Linked DNA regions of Mus musculus: region 1 is linked to region 2. Evidence: chromatin loops called from intact Hi-C (ENCODE). Cell type or tissue: heart. All regions are shown on one strand.

The links. A loop is a pair of places that touch in the nucleus more often than their neighbours do. Peaks named below come from ENCODE experiments on the same cell type or tissue, not always from the same donor. Only the 100,000 strongest peaks of a DNase experiment are listed, where the experiment ranks them.
Region 1: it touches region 2 in a loop (2.6-fold over the local background); 4 of 42 quality-filtered maps call a loop at or near these places.

What each region holds. Positions count from the first base shown.
Region 1 is chr5:31,558,870-31,566,869 of GRCm38, forward strand. It overlaps a transcript of Slc4a1ap not described here. Among named protein-coding and RNA genes, the nearest start is that of AI839979, 8.5 kb to the right of the region's middle. In heart, a CTCF peak has its summit at 4,878 (motif pointing right); DNase peaks (open chromatin) are centred at 3,612, 4,862, 6,412, 7,792 and 1 weaker place; H3K27ac peaks cover 2,050 bases.
Region 2 is chr5:31,921,766-31,929,765 of GRCm38, forward strand. The region is part of intron 7 of Babam2 (BRISC and BRCA1 A complex member 2); the gene reads left to right. Among named protein-coding and RNA genes, the nearest start is that of Gm52770, 73 kb to the right of the region's middle. In heart, a CTCF peak has its summit at 4,985 (motif pointing right); no DNase peak of the experiment used is centred here.

The sequences.
Region 1 (8,000 bases), 360 kb before region 2:
GTTCTCACCAGCCCAGAAGTTCTCATGAATTTCCTCTTTAATACCTTTAAAAAGTTTTGATAGCATTTTTAATTGAAAATTTTATAATTTCTTTTGTTGAATACTTGTAAATTCCAGTTAAAATTGGCTGCCCGTTCATAATCTTTTTGTTCTGTCACCTGGGACTTCTAGTTTAATAAGGAGAAGAATAGGCAATTTAGGTATGTCAAAAGTTACTTTGCCCTCACCCTCTTTGATCAAATACTTGCAAATTAAATTACCATAACTATCAAACATAAAGGCAGCTGGAAGCCGGGCGTAGTGGCTCACGCCTTTAATCCCAGCACTCGGGAGGCAGAGGCAGGCAGATTTCTCAGTTCGAGGCCAGCCCGGTCTACAAAGTGAGTTCCAGGACAGCCAGGACTATACAGAGAAACCCTGTCTCGAAAAACAAACAACAACAACAAAAAATAAAGCCAGCTGGAGGGGCAAATGATGTTTCCTTCAAACACTCTGCATCTATTTCTCTACTTACTAGTTTCTCCCATGCAAGTTGCAGCCAACTTTCTAGCTTGGTGGAATTTGCTGCTTATGAGAGTAGCTCCTTTGGTTCATTGTGTCATGTGTGAGGGGGCTCAGGACACCAGATGGTCACTCCTTCTGTGAGTCTTCTGAACTGAGCCAACAAGGTTTCTTACAAACCATGGTGAGGGTATTGTGTCTTGCCCCTCTGAGGGTGTTGTGCACCATGGGGAGTTCCCCTGCCACCTGCATCCTGTTGGGCTGGAGGGAACAAATGTCTTTGTCTTCCTAGTCTTTAGCATCCAGCAGTCATAGACGTGTAAAGTGAAAGGGGCTAGGTTGTAAAAAACAGGAGAGGATACAGAAAAACAAAACAAGTAATGGCAGGGGCAGAGAATGCTAATAAGTATTCTCAAAACTAGTTGGTGCTCCATCCAAATGTTGTGAAATGAAAGAGTATACAACAACCAATTCAGAATGAACCAATATACTTTCCACTGAAATCAGAGCCCAGTAAGAGCTCACCAGTGTCTACCTGATAAGGCAGCCCAGACAGTTGGACACACAGAACCCTTGCAGATAGACAGCATGGACCTTACCACCTTCGCCAGTGATAAAGTATCCTGGCAGATCAGCCTAAGGAAGGGTTTCAGTTTGCTTACGGCTGGGGAACATCTGTACCCTGAAGGGAGTCAAAAAGCAGCAGGAGTTTGAGGCATAGTTGCATCGCCTCTGCCATTAGGAAGTGGGTAGTGTGAATGTCTGTGCTCAGCTAGCTTTCTTCTGTTTTAAACTACCCGTTTATTGGTTATGTGTGTGGTGTGGATGTGAAGGTCAGGAGACGCTGGTCCTCAGGCTCAGCAGCAAGCATATTTACACAGTCTCACCAGTCCTTGCTCTCCTTATACAGTCTAGGACACAAGTCTAGGAAATGGTGCCACCTATTATTAGTGTGCCTTCCCACACAGTCAACATAACCCTCACAGTATGTCTAAAGGCTTGTCTCCTAAGGGAATCTAGATCCTATGCAGTTGACAGTTAACACTTAGGTGTGGCGTGGCTGCACTGTGCCTGTTGACCGCATGCATGGGGAGGCAGAGACAGATGGATCCCTGAAGCTTACTAGGCAGCCAACCCAGCTGAGCCAGTGAGCTTCAGGGAGATGGCTTGTTCCAAGAAAAGGGCAGGCAAGATGGCTCAGTGTGTAACAGCACTCCCCACTAGGCTTGACAGCCCAGGTTCAATCCCAGGGACCCACATGGTAGGAGAACTGGCTTCCATGTGTGTGTCATGGCATGTCCATATGTCTCCATCCCAGCAGGCACATCTCCATTATCATAAGCACAGGCCTTGTAATGCATTCTAAAGGAAAGAGCAGCCTTCCCTAATCCAGAGGCTTGCTGTGTGTGCCTGGAAACCACAAGCAAAGCGAACACTGTGGTGATGGAGGGCTCGCCAGGGTCCCTCTGACTTTGCAGAGTGGTAATGACAACTCCAGTCATTATCTTCTGCTTCTGAAGGGTCCTGAGAGTGAGTAAGTGTCGGTACACAGTAGGATTCCCCTAAACTGGGAACAATATAAAAATGTATGTCTCTCCTGCTGAGGTATTCTGAGAGACCATGAGATGTACATGAAGATGCCTTGAAAACCATAATTTGAAAGAAAAAAAAAAAGGAGTCTATGTGAGATGAAAACACACTTTCCTTAATTGAAGAAAATTGTAGCCCAGAGCTCTGGTACTAACCAGTACCCCCCCCCCAGCTGTCTCTCTAGTTGCATATATAGCAGAGGATGGCCTAGTCGGCCATCGGAGGAAGGAGAGGCCCTTGGTCTTGCAAAGATTATATGCCCCAGTACAGGGGAATGCCAGGGCCAGGAAGTGGGAGTGGGTAGGTTGGGGAGCAGGGTGGGGAAGCTATAGGGGGCTTTGGGGATAGCATTTGAAATGTAAATGAAGAAAATATCTAATAAAAAAAGAAAATTGCTAAATTTGATGACTCTAAATACAAAAAAAAGAGAAAATCATAATTTGTACATAGTTGCTAGGGTGATTTTATGTCCTGTATCCCCCCCTCCATCCTTTTTTTGGGGGGGAGCTTCCCTCCCACGGTCACACCTTTCCCCACCCCCTCCCACCTCCATCCAAGGAGTGAAGTGATTTTCCTAGTGTATTCAGTCTTGACCCCCGGATGGCAGGGTCTGGGTTACTGTATCTGGTTTTTTAGGAATCTCCATGTTCCAGCTGGGTTGACTTCTCTGGTCAGACTGGAGTTGCTTAGAAGCAAATGGACTTCCTACATAGTATTCTTTTGGGGGCTGCCCTTGCTGAGAATCCCTTCCCTTACAGCCAGTCCCTAAAATACATATTCCCTTTTTAAGAAGCGTGCAGTTTGTCTCTTCTGTGTGAGTTTATGGTGCATGTGCAGGTGCCTACAGCGGACGTCCAGGAGAGGATGTTGCAGCCCGTGGGGTTGGTTGCTGGAGGACGCTGTGAGTTATGGCCGCTGGGAACAGATTCCTATCCTCTAGAAGAGCAGTAAGGGCTCTTGACTGCTAAGAGTTCCACACTCCCACCACCACCACCACATATGTCTAAATTTTGTTTACTTGAGCATAGTGGCTTTGTGTGACTTTAGGGCAGTAGCATCTAATAGCAGAAATGACAGGGCAGTGCAGTGGACAGGCATCAGCAAAGCTTTGGGAAGGAAAAAGCAGAGTAAAGTATTAGCACGAGGTATGTGTCCTCTTCTTGAGACCAAAACTCTTTGAGATCAGAGACTTCTTACCATACAAAGTACCTAGCACATTCCATCAGTGGTTTTTGACTGCTTGCCATAAACATTCTTCCTAGAATTGTTCCAAAACAAATAGGAATTGGAATGAAGCTTAGCCCCTTGAAGTCTAAGCCCTTACTACATCCCTAGAACTGGAAGGGTTAGCCGTCTTTGGAAATCCAACACATTTCTGAACTAACTTTGAAGCCCTTAGCTGTAACCTGAAATCTGTTTTACCATTGAAAAGCTGCCGCCGCCACCCACCACATAGCATGTGACAGGGACCAGCAGCTGTAGATGGCTTCCTGAAAAAATGGAAGCCAGAGGGAAGCCTGCCAGCTCTGTGGCAGTCAGAAGCAGGGATCTTCCTGGAGGAAGAGGGGGGCGTGTTGGGGCTGAATCCCATACAGGATTTGATCCAACCAGATGCTGAGCTTCTGGGAAATGACATAAGGCCCGTTGACCTTTGGTGAGTGGGTCACGCTATCAAACCAGAATGGTCTTCCTTTGTGACTAACCATTCTTTGATCCTGAGACTTGTCTCTTTAAGTTTTCACAATGTCTCTGTTCTCTAGCAGACCTCGCCATGCCTTGGATTAAGGGGTTTGCCACACCATGCTTCATGGTGGATCTGAGACCTCTATTCCATGGGAGGCCAGCTTTCTCCTCCATAGCACTTGGCATCGGGAGAAGAGTTAGCCAGCTTGGCATGTGAAGGGAAATGGCTCCTTCCTGAGGGCAGCTTCTTCATCCCTCTCATCTGGTTCAGATTGTTCAAGTAAAGCTTTAAACCACACTGCCCTCACGCCAGGCCTCTTCCCAGGTTTCCCCTGTCTGCTAGCTGGCTCTGCTGCCATCGGATACACCCTTACACGGAGTGCCTGGCTCTGAAGCCTGAAGGTTCCCCAGGATCAAATCCCTGCAATACGCTTAGGCTTTCTGTACTTTTTTGGTCATCATGAGTCCTGGCGTGCTTTTATCATGCCCTTTATACCACCTGATTAGGTATGCTGATAATCTAAATCTCCAACTTTGAGGCCAGCCTGGTAACTTCAAAGCCAGCCAGGGCTACATAGTAAACCCTCTCTCAATAACAGACACCCCCCCAAATCCTCTTCTTTTGAAGTAGGCTGTTTTCTTAGAGCTCTATTAAGCAAACATGGTGTGATTTGGGCATGTGCAGGGGACCCTGGGTAGCCATGGTTAACAAGGAGTGACTGTACCTAGAGGTGTATATATTAGAAAATTGTGATTGGTAAAATTGTTTTTATTTTCTTCGAAGTGTCATTTTAAAAATAGTGTCCCTTTAAAACAGTCTTCAGTTCACAGAGAAGTTGAACAGCCAGCCTGTAGTCCAGTTTCCTCTGTCCCTGTCTTCACACATGTGGCCTCTCTGTTGTCAGCATTCCCCACTACAGTAGCTTCGCCCCCTCCCATGGAGGAGCACCGGCTTCAAGATGCTGACTTTAATTGGGGTAGAAGTCTTCTGCTGGCCCTGGACAGTGCTGATTTGGAAGCTTGGCTTTGCTTTCCTTGGTCAGGTTGGCTTTTGTCCCTCAGATCCCTTCCGAAGCCCATGCAGCAATGTTAGGGAGCAACCACACGAGGGCAGTAGAGAACCACGACTATTCAGCTAACTTGCAAAGTCTGAGGAAAAGGCTCCAAGTCAGAAAAAAAGGATCAAAGAGAGCCAGTCTTCTGAAGGAAGTTGAGGGAAGCAAGTTGTTTCAGCGCAGCAGTGTCTTTCCAAACCTGACACCTGAAGCAGCGCGCTAGCCCGGGGACTTAGCCAAGGTCCAACAGCTGTGCCCCAAATCCCTCTCCAACCAGAGGCTGCTCCCCAAATCTCTTTCCAACCCATCGTTTCTGCCCTTGTTTTCTCCTTGAGAGTCATTCGCCAGTCACAGGGAGAACAGTCAGTGGGAGATTTGGGCCATCCCATAGTGCTCTTACAACTTTATGGTTTACAGAGGATTCTCACACCTCTCCTTCCCCAGATCTGTCCTCTGTCGTACTTGAGTGGCAAAAAGGGCATGGCTGTCATTGATGTTGAAGGAAACAGATTGGAAACTAGTGACTTTTGAAGACACACCTAGTTTGCCTCGCTAAACCAGAAACCCTGTTTTGGGCAAGCTGACTGGCCATTGAGCTCTCTAGATCTGTTCGTTCCTGCCCCAATTCCCCGCCCCTCCCAATGCTGGAAATACAGGCACATGGAGCTGTGTCCATCTAGGGGTTCAAACCTGGGTCCTCATGCTTATCGAGCAAGCCCTCTTCCATGCTGAGCCATTCCCATCCCCTGCTCCCAAAGTTAACTTTCAGTGTGGGTCCAGTTAAGAGCAGGGCTGGAAACTATAGCTTGCTCAGGTGGTGACAGCCAGGTGCCAGCCAGGTGCACACAAAGCCCTGGGAACATTGTAGCACACACCTAATCGCAGTACCCAGGACATAGATACAGGAGGATTCTTGGTTAATAGGGAGTCTGTGGCCAGCCTAGTATATGTGAGACCGTGGCTCAAAACTGTTGTTGGTAGACAGCAAGGCAAAGAGTAGGAAGTTTAAGGTTCCCAAAGTCAAGTTTTAAGAAACTCTGGTAAAGCAGGAAGATGTAACAAAACTATTGACAAAATAATTGCAAGCCTGAGTCTGCCTAAGCAACGGAACGCTGAACTGTTCACCTTCTCCTCCGCCTCTGTAGAGTGGGGTATGGAATTCCTCCCCGCCTTAAGTCACATTAGAATGGTGCGAAAGTGTGTTGAGGCTTCGAAGGAATTGGTTGTGCTAGTGTCTGTCTATCCAGGCCCTACCTTCTCTTTGCCGAGAAACCCAATTACTAAGTACAGTTGAGCTTACTGCCCACACATTCTGAAGTGGGGAGGACAGAAGGCCTGGAGAATCCCTGCAATCATTCTGGGAACAAGTCCTAGCGCATGTCACTGTTTGCTCTGTCATCCCAATTCAATGACCTCATATGAGGAAGGGCGGAGCCGAGGGAGCTGTCCTCCAGATACCTAAAGAGGCTCCTGACATACTGTTTTCATTGGCAGGGAGCAGGCCCAGGGTTGGTGTTTGAAGTCTGAGCTAATCTTGGAAAAGAAGAACAGTACCTCCCACAGCTGGCCAGGCTTCTGGGGGAGCTGTCCCAAGCTGCCCCAGAGAGTGCTGGTGTGGGCACTGGAGTCCAGGACACACTGCCATGGCCCCATGTTCTCATCAGCCACCGCACTCCCTGAGTGAGGACATGCCATCATTGAGGCATCCAGGGCCTGGGGCTGGGACAGCTCCTAAATTGATTGTTATGGGATTACTGGCCTGGATTGGCAGAGGGTGCAGTAATCTCGGGAGCTGGAGAGCGTCACTGACCTCAAGCATCTATCCTTGAGGTTGCCTCCTGTGGACCTGGTCTTTTAGGGAAACAAGTCAGGCATGTGTCAAAAGGCCGGGTAGGACCTCTCAGTGTCCCTTCACCACAAGGACTCCTCTTATCCATCCTTTGAATACTTAACAATGTGTTCAGTTGGTTGAGATGCATGGCTGTGATTTTTAGTTGTTTTTTTTTTTTTTTTTAAAGACAGTCTTGCTATGTAGCTCAGGCTAGCCTTGAACCCTCAGTTTTCCTCCTTCAGTCTGGAGTGCTAGGATTACAGTTAAACCTGCTTAAACTAAGGTTTGAATAAAGGATTTTTTTTTGGTCCCCAAATTGAACGTATCAATCTTTAATTTCTAGTCTTTTGGTGATAAAATACCCTCATAGCTACAAATAATCATTTCAGATCAACTGAGATACCTAACATCACTATGCTGGGTTAATATCCTAGTCAGAAAAAAAGAAACTTGACATTTTTAACTGTCCTGTTAATCCTGGTTGGACTTTGAAAAGAAATATTTTTAATAGCCGGCCAACTACAAGGAAGACAGTTGGATTTAGAGGTGACAGCTGGACTTTGAAGGATAAAGCCAGAATTCATAAGCAGAGAGGAAGAGAAAGCTGCTACAGAGAGAGTGGGATGCCCAGGTCGCATTCCGACATCTGCATCCCGAGACTGACCAGTTAGATGGGGCTGTGGCTTGAATGCAGTGGTTTAGAGCCAGGCTCTGGAGTGGAACTAACGAGGGTGGAGATGAGAACCGGAAATCTTACGGTTGAATGTCCCAATCTTTCCACATCATAGTCTGGAGAAATAGAGGCAGGAAATCCCATGGCAGCCCCTTTGGTTCCCATGGGCAAGAGAGGGAAAGAATATATTGAAGGATAAACCAAAAACTGCCCAGAGCCAGCCAGAAACCTGTCTCCCACCCTGGCAGCCCCACCCTTTAGCTCCAAGAGAAATCATTTATTTTGTATGATTTTTAAAAATTGGCTCATCTCATAAATGTTCCAGAGTTGGAACAGGCTGTGCCATGGCTGAAATAAACCTGCTGAACAAATAAACAAGGCAGGCTGTGGGGTTGGGGAAAGCACAAAACAAGGCCCCATTGGGCCCGAGGGGCTCTGCAAGGCTGCCCAGAATCTAGGCTCTGTCTCTTTTCTTAGTGTAGGATCCAACATCACATATCTAGATCACATGGCCCATTTAGTCTCAGATCTATTTGCTTTTTAGTGTAAGATGCCTTCTCGGCCATCTTGGTCTCCTAGACACTGACCCCTCCTCCAGAGTGCAGGCCAGCTGGGAGTAGACTGCTCCTCAGCCGAGCTAGGTTGACAGGGCTTGTGATGAGGGACT
Region 2 (8,000 bases):
TATCTGCTATTATAGATGGGGAGGCTCGTTACTTGTCTAAAATGTTAGCAGTAGAAGAGGGACAAAGGGAACAGATTTCTTTGAGGATATGTAAGCCAGTGTTCTAGATGTTTTGCATATGTGATCTCATTTCATGCTTTCGAAGACCCATCTGAAGTAGGTGACATACTTCTATATTTTACAAGTGAAGAGGCTGTGGTTCAGACAGGCAAAGTAAATTACAGTGCAAGTAAATGTCAGGGGCTATTGGACTCCAGCCTGCCCTGATTCTAAGGTTCACATCTATGAACTCTCTACTTTTCCGGACTCCCAGGAACCACAGTGGACTGGCCTTGAGCATGTGGTGATGAGGGGGGACACTGTCACTTCTTAGTCCTGGCAGCATCCAGGACTGAGCCACTCCGTTCTCTTTCAAGATCACGTTCAGATTAACAGCTTGTGTACCTGCTCCATATTCACATTTCTCGGCAGTTCTTTGAAAGTGAGCTATAACTAATTACTAATACTAAGAACAAACATGAAAACAAGTATCATTTACAAAAAGATAATTATAAACAGGGTTTGGTCCCTTTTTTTGACAGACTACAATTTATTTGCATCAATTGCCTAATCAGCCTCTGGACTTTTTCCCAAAAAGAAAATGGAGTTCAAACCATTTCTTAGAAAGGAAAGTTGCCAGGTTCTTGGGACACCAGGCCTCCCAATTTTGGTAGCTGGAGTTCCCACATGGATTTTTATCATTTTTGTCGTGAGCACTGAGCCCTGAGCACTCTCCCTGGAGAATGGAGAGGTTTGCATGGTATACAACACTCCAAATCACGCACTCAGGGTGATACGTTCTCCTGAGACATGGATGCTCTAGGAGTTTGCACATAGCACCCTTACCAGAAGACGAACCTGCAGCTTAGTAACTCACTTGGTTAAACAGTTTAGGGCCAAGAGCCCTGTTTCCTGAAGGACTTTGGCCATAGACCTGGATGCCCTGAAACTGGCACTCTGTGACTAGTAGGGCTTGTGGGTCACTTTTGCCATGTGCAAAGCACTTGCTTGGGTAGAACTACTCATTTCTGTGCAGCAGCCTCAGCATTATCTTTGATCTGTTCTTCAATAACTCCCCTCTAACCCTTTGTAGGAGGGGAAGAAGCCCCTTAAATTCAAGGACTTCTTCCCCTTCCCTGAGCTTTCTTTGGTTTGGGCATGTAGAGGGAAAATTACAGGAGGTGCCAGGGTGACTGACTGAAGATACAGGGAAGAATGGGACATTCCAAGAATGGGAGTGAGCCAAGGACGACTGGAGCTGCTCCCCACTTTGAACTCAAGCTCTTAACACCAACAGCAGTATTGGTATTGGAGTCGCCATATACTGGTGTGATACCAGAATAGCCAACCCACTGTTGTCATCACTGCAGATTGTTCTTGCAGAGTTAAAATAGAGTCAGGTCCATGAAGAGGTGTGACCTGAGGAGTTTTGGAGGATGGTCACCAGCTACCAGGCAGGCATCGAGGCAATGACAGATTCACTTCTTTTGGCTGCTTTCTACACCAGGCTTTGGCATAAAGTTTTACAGTAACTTTCATGTGCTAGTCCTTGCCAGCTCAGCCTTTAATTTAGTTGGGGGCTGAGAGTGGGTGGAGAGTTGAGTTCTCCATAGCCATCCTTTCTTCACTGAGCCTGGTCTCCTATCTCTGTCTTCATAGTAAAACCTTTCAGCAATCACTTGAGCAGTTTTGTGTGTTATTCTTAGTGAGTAACACTTTGATACATTAACACCTGGCAGCATTTCACTTGAAGTTGTGGAGGGTGTATTTTTTTTTTTTTACTGTGACTTTAGCATTTAAGAAAGCAAAGCTTGTTCAGATTTTGGATCCTGCTTCTTGGATGCTCCTCTTCACAGAGGCCTGTTCACAAGATGCTCCCCAATACTCAGATACTCAGATGTTTTTATTGAGCATTCTCTTGGTTCACTGTCACGCCTATACCACCTGTGCTGGCTAACAAGACCTCTTCTGCTTTATTCTGTCCATACACATGTGGACTTCTCAGCATAGCATTTCTGAAACAGCTTCTTCGAGCCAACTTGGTTTCGGTCAAGACTTTGGAATTGGTATTCCAAACTATAGCAGCTCAGGTTGCTATTTAATCGAGTCTATGGTTAGAGCTAATTAATCTATCCCATCGGGTGTGCCTGTCTTTGAGACCTCTTCAGTACATTGAACACGTTGAATCAGAGCCTTGGGAACTCCTTAGTAGTGTAGATTCTTTGAACCCATTCAGACCTACCCAATTAGAAGTAGGGTGGGGAGATGCAGATATTCTCACTAACTTCATAAGGCATTGAACAGCCCCCAAACTCTGAGAATTAATTCATGGCTTAATGTCTGCTCATTACTCATTTATTTTGGAGTTATTACCTAATTTTCCCCAGGATACATATGATGGCCTTTCTGCAACTCTGCCCTTAACTTGAATCCTGTGAATTGTTCTCCTAGGAAGGAGTCAGCCCATCCTTTCTCTGGGATTCAGCAGTCCCAGAAAAAGCCAGACTCTAGACCCCTTATGACTGTTGGGTGTGGCTCTCCACAGATATGCAGGGGCAGTGGACCTACATGTGACACTTGGAAATCACCTTCCTAGGTCATAGATGACTACTTAGTATATTAGACACCAGAATATAGCCAGTCTAAGCTCTGGAGCCTTATAATAATAGTAATTAAGATAATGATACTTTGTACCTCTCAAGTGTCTTTAAACTGAGGCCTTCAAGTACCATATTAAACAAAGTATGCAACACTTTGGCAAGAGAGGTCAATGCTAAGTTCCTCACTTTCCTAGATTTAAAGCTAAAGAGTACAGTGAAAGCTTAGCTTAGGTATTTCTTCTGGATAATGACACAGTTAACTTGGAAAAGGAAAAAAATTCAAAATAACATTTTTGTGATTTCAGTCAGGGAGCAGGGGTGATAGGTGTTGCCCAGTCTGTCCTGAGTGTGCAAAGCCATATTTTATTACTCTAATTAATGCTTTTAATAACGAGAGGTATTCGGCTGGAAAACACTATCATTTTTCTTGCTAACATTTCTTTATACTAAACCTCATATTTCTTCTGGCTCCTTCATTTATTTTCCTTTTTTTTTTTTTTTTTTTTTTTTTTTTTTTTGGTTTTTCGAGACAGGGTTTCTCTGTGTAGTCTTGGCTGTCCTGGCACTCACTTTGTAGACCAGGCTGGCCTCGAACTCAGAAATCCGCCTGCCTCTGCCTCCCTAGTGCTGGGATTAAAGGCGTGCGCCACCACTCCCGGCTTTACTTTCCTTCTTTTACCCTCCTTTACCAATTTGTAAATTATTCTAGATCAGCAGTTCTCACCCTGTGGGTAGCGACTCTTTCAAAGGGACCACGGAAGACCATGGGGAAATTCCATAATAATCCCAAAATTACAGTTATGAGGAAACAACGAAAATCATTTTATAGTTGGGGGTCACCACAGCATAAGGAACTGTATTAAAGGGTTGCAGCACTAGGAAGGTTGGGAACCACTGCTCTGGATTGAGAGAATGTTCTAAATAGCAGCTGCAGACTTCTTAAGGACCCTTTCTTTCACAAGGAAAACCTTGGGAGGATGAATGTTTAGATAAATAAAGATTTAAGTAGAGACGGCCCAGGAAGTGTGAGTGTGAGGGGGATGTCAGCTGAGGGGCCTTTATGGGGCTCTGCTCTGTGTGGTCATATTGAATGAGGAGACAGAAGCAGGACTCACTAAAGCCTCTACAACCATCTAAGGTTATCACCAGTTTTTCCCGATGTTTCTCTTATATTCCCTTTTGAGATCTTGACTTTGGCCCCTCTGGTGTTTCCTTGCTGTTCCTGTGACTGTTCTGACATTGCCTTCTCTGTAGTCTTCCTATCACTTCCCCCACAAGTCAGTGGGGTTGAATCTTAAATGGTTACATAGTCCAGAAAAACACAATTGAGTACATTTTTAAAAATCTTGAAGGTCAGCATCTTCAAGTACCAAAAAAAGCAAAACCAAGACCACCTAAGTTAAAGTATAAGGAAAAAGGCAGCAGTGAGATGCTCAGTAGAGCCATTGATGACGAACCTGAGGCCCGAGTCTGCAAAGGAGGCAGAGGTGATAGGAAGGAGGGCGCCAAGTTGTCTCTGTGGCAAACATGTCTGTCACCCCCTCACCCCCCCCCCCCCACCAATACTAAATGAAAATAAAGGGGTCTTTGGTTTGTTTGTTTTAAAGGAAGAAAAGGTATTTGGATACTCTGGGGTTTGGCTTGTTGTTTGTGTCTCTGTGCCGTTAGCTGTCCAGGTGGGTAGTCCTAAACAAACATGGTATAGGTTCCCTTGGCTCAACTACCAGAGTATGTGGAAGTAGCATAGCTCTTGAGTGTGCTTACAGATAAAACTGAAGGCAGCAGATTAAGAACTTGAAAATAAGTAGGCATGGTGGCAAGTACCAATGAACCCACAGTACTTGGGCAGTAAAGGCAGGAGGATCAAAAACTCACATCCATCCAAAGTAGTACAGTGAGTTTGAGGCCAGCAGGGCTACTTAGGACCTACTCTCAGGGAAGCCACTTGTTTCGGAGAAAAGGACAGTACATTTATTCTTTTTTTAAATAAATAGTTGATGGAGCAGCTGTCTCCTTATGGAGCATTTGACTGTAGTGCAAAAGATGGTAAGTGTGGCAGATGTGCATTATTTGTGCTTCCCCTTCATACTATGATGGCCGAGCTAAAGGCACTGGGGACAATAAATAGAAATGTGCTTTGTGTTAACAATTCATCCTATGGCTCTTCACTGGGAAAATATAAACAAATATTTGTGTACTGAGGGACATGTACTAGAGATGTAGAAGAAAAGAAGAGACAAAAGGAGGGAGAGAGGGAGGGAGGGGAACCAAATGGCCCACATTGCATCCTTCCTTACTCAGAAGAAATTGAGTATAGGGGCAGGAGGTTCCCCACACAACCACCAGGTGGGGCTGTCAGCCACAGGCAGCTCAGTTGCTGTTTCAGAGCGCTTCCTGTTCTGTCATGAGCCAGAGAAGAAGTATGGAATGAGTTATTTTATATGTTAGTTATTCATAATGAGAAGTGCTTGTATTTTAAGCAATATCTATCTGTCATAGTAGGCTGCTTTATTATGCTAATTATATCTCTCTGAGAAGATAAAAATTTGATTGTTTAATCAAACAATCCTAGCTATTAAAATGCTTCATATTTTCCTCCAGTATTCATTCAAATGTTACCTCCTCCTTAAGGCATTTCTTATATATCTCTTATCTATCCACCAAGTAAAGATTAAAAAATGCCCCTTTCCGTGTTCCTCCTATGTGGTCTCTCTGCCCAATAACAGCTAATATCTTATTGAGTTCATGTTCTTTTTCTGTGTATATCTCCCAGCCACTGATTGGGGGAGCTGATTGGGAGGGTCTTGGGACCACATGTTGTTTACATGTCTCTACCAACTCCTAACAACAAAACCTGGCTGAGTTAGTCACAAATATTTGAAAATTATATTTCTTCATAGACTAAAGAATACTATTAATAGTTCCCATACAGTCTTCCCCTGGACTATAAATAATGATGGGAGTTAAATGCTAATTAAAAAAAAGAAGTGAAAAAAAGTGATGATAGCAGTTTTCCACAAAATAATTAATTTCAGAAGCCCTTTGGAAAGGGCTGCTTACCTTAATCAGAAAAGGCTACAGTATTTATTGCAACAGCCACATAAAGCTTCTTTTACTATAGCTTTGTTCTCAGGGCAGGAGTTATATGGGACTTTGTATGTGAAGTTTTAATTTTGTCATTTATTTGAAATACAATTTTATTGTCTGAGTTGGAAAAAAATCGATCTTTTTCATCTTAAATGACTTTTAAGTACTTTAGGGACATCTTTGCTACCAGGTCAGACTGGAACTTTATAGAGAAATGTGATTCATTCCATTCAATTCCATTGATAGGAATCTCCTTTACAGCCAACTTTATTTTAATTAAATTGGCTCTCTTTCCCTCCCCCCCCTCTTCCTCCCTTCCTCCTTCCCTCCTTCCCTCCCTTCCTCTCTGTTTTGAGACAGTGTTTCTCTGGGTGGCCCAGGCTGCCCTGGAACTTGCTCTGTAGACTAGGCTGACCCATAACTCATAGAGATCCACCTGCCTCCGTGTCTTGACTGCTGGGATTAAAGGTGTGACACTGCTACTTGGCTTTTAAATTGGTTCTCAATAGAAGCAAGTGTGTTGCTTTTCAACTTTTAGATTTCTGTGAGAATAAAAATAGCATTTACGCCAGGCGGTGGTGGCACACGCCTTTAATCCCAGCACTCGGGAGGCAGAGGCAGGCGGATTTCTGAGTTCGAGGCCAGCCTGCTCTACAAAGTGAGTTCCAGGACAGCCAGGGCTACACAGAGAAACCCTGTCTGAAAAAAACAAACAAAAAGAAAAAAAACAAAATAATAGCATTTACTTGAAGAAAACTCTTTAAGTCTTTTTTCTTTATAAAATTATTTCACTGTGTGTGGAAATTTTTGGTCTCTCTAATTTTGACTGGAAAAGTTTCTTCTCAACAACTTAGAAAACTGAGAAGAAGCATTTCATCATTTACAGCAAACATTTATCAAGTGCCTCCTATGGGAAGGTCAGATTATCAGTCTCATGGAAAAACCCCATATATCCAAAGGTGAGATTTCTGCCTCAGCCCAGAAAAGAGCCTTGATCCCTGGACGCAAGGGCAAGGGCATTAGAATTTCTAGAGACCCTAGTCTTAAAATGCAGCCATCTATTTTGTCTTATGCTGTCCTGGAAAACTTGGTTTATATTTAAGCTATCACATAACATATGAAGCTGTAGAGGAAAGGCCATGGATAGATATTATAAAATCTGACATATTTACATGTCAGAGGTCAGATACATTAGTTGAGATTCCCTGTCATGGCCCCTGTCACCAATGTACCCGGAGTCAAACTCATTCTTTCTGTTCAACAAACCATTTAAGGACATGCGCTATGAAGTCAGAAAGGCCTGGGTTCTAATCTCAGACATACCACCCATGGATGAGACAGTCATGAATAGTGTGTCCAGCCATTCAAATTGTTTTTCTCTGTCAGAAATGTCAAACCAGAAAGATAGCTGACACAACTATAGTAGCTATCAGATGATCTGGAGAACATAAAATCCCAGTAAGGAACAAAAAGTAAGACCTTTCTGCTTCCAAAACAGGAAATAAAACAAAAGACGGACTTAGAATGATGTCCAACCTCACCTAAGGATCTAACATTTTGAAATAAAAACAAAATGCCTACGTCAGGATGGATTTGTAAAGGTACAGAATCAGTGCCAAGTGAAGAGGCTCATCCAGGGAGAGAGCACAAACCAAGCAGGAAACTGCTGGGCCGGGCCTCAGTGCACACTGCTCTCATCAGCCTGGCTGGCACTCTGCGTCTCAGGCTGGCCCTAACAGGTTGTTTTGGTTCAGGATCCCTGCTCTTTTGTCACTGTTGCTAGGGGCGTTCCTCTCAGTGGACTAGCAACATTGCACACTACATTTGTATTCTACGTTTGTTTCTTGGAACGGTTGGCTCTTTCTCTCTCTTACTTAGAAGTCGTGCTTAGTCTGTTGGTTTGTTTGTTTGTTTGTTTGTTTGTTTATGGGATGGCTCTCCCTGGCCTTGCTTTTGTCCTCTTGCCTCAGCCACCTGGGTGCTGGGCTTACAGGAATGCACTACCACCAGCTCAGAGGTCACACTCATACTATAGGGGTATTATATAAGATAATGCAATATGGTTTGACAATCCTGCTGCACTCATGAATTCTCCTTGCCAAATGCAGTTTTTGCCTACGTTATTGTTACTTTTTATTGCATAATTTACATTTCAGATTTTTTAACATGGGGTTGTAGAAGGATTTTTAAATTATAAAACAATTTATAGTTGGCAGAGTTACAACTTTGTGTTCATCCACGTTGTAAGCATTTGCCCTTTCTCTCTTTGGCGCT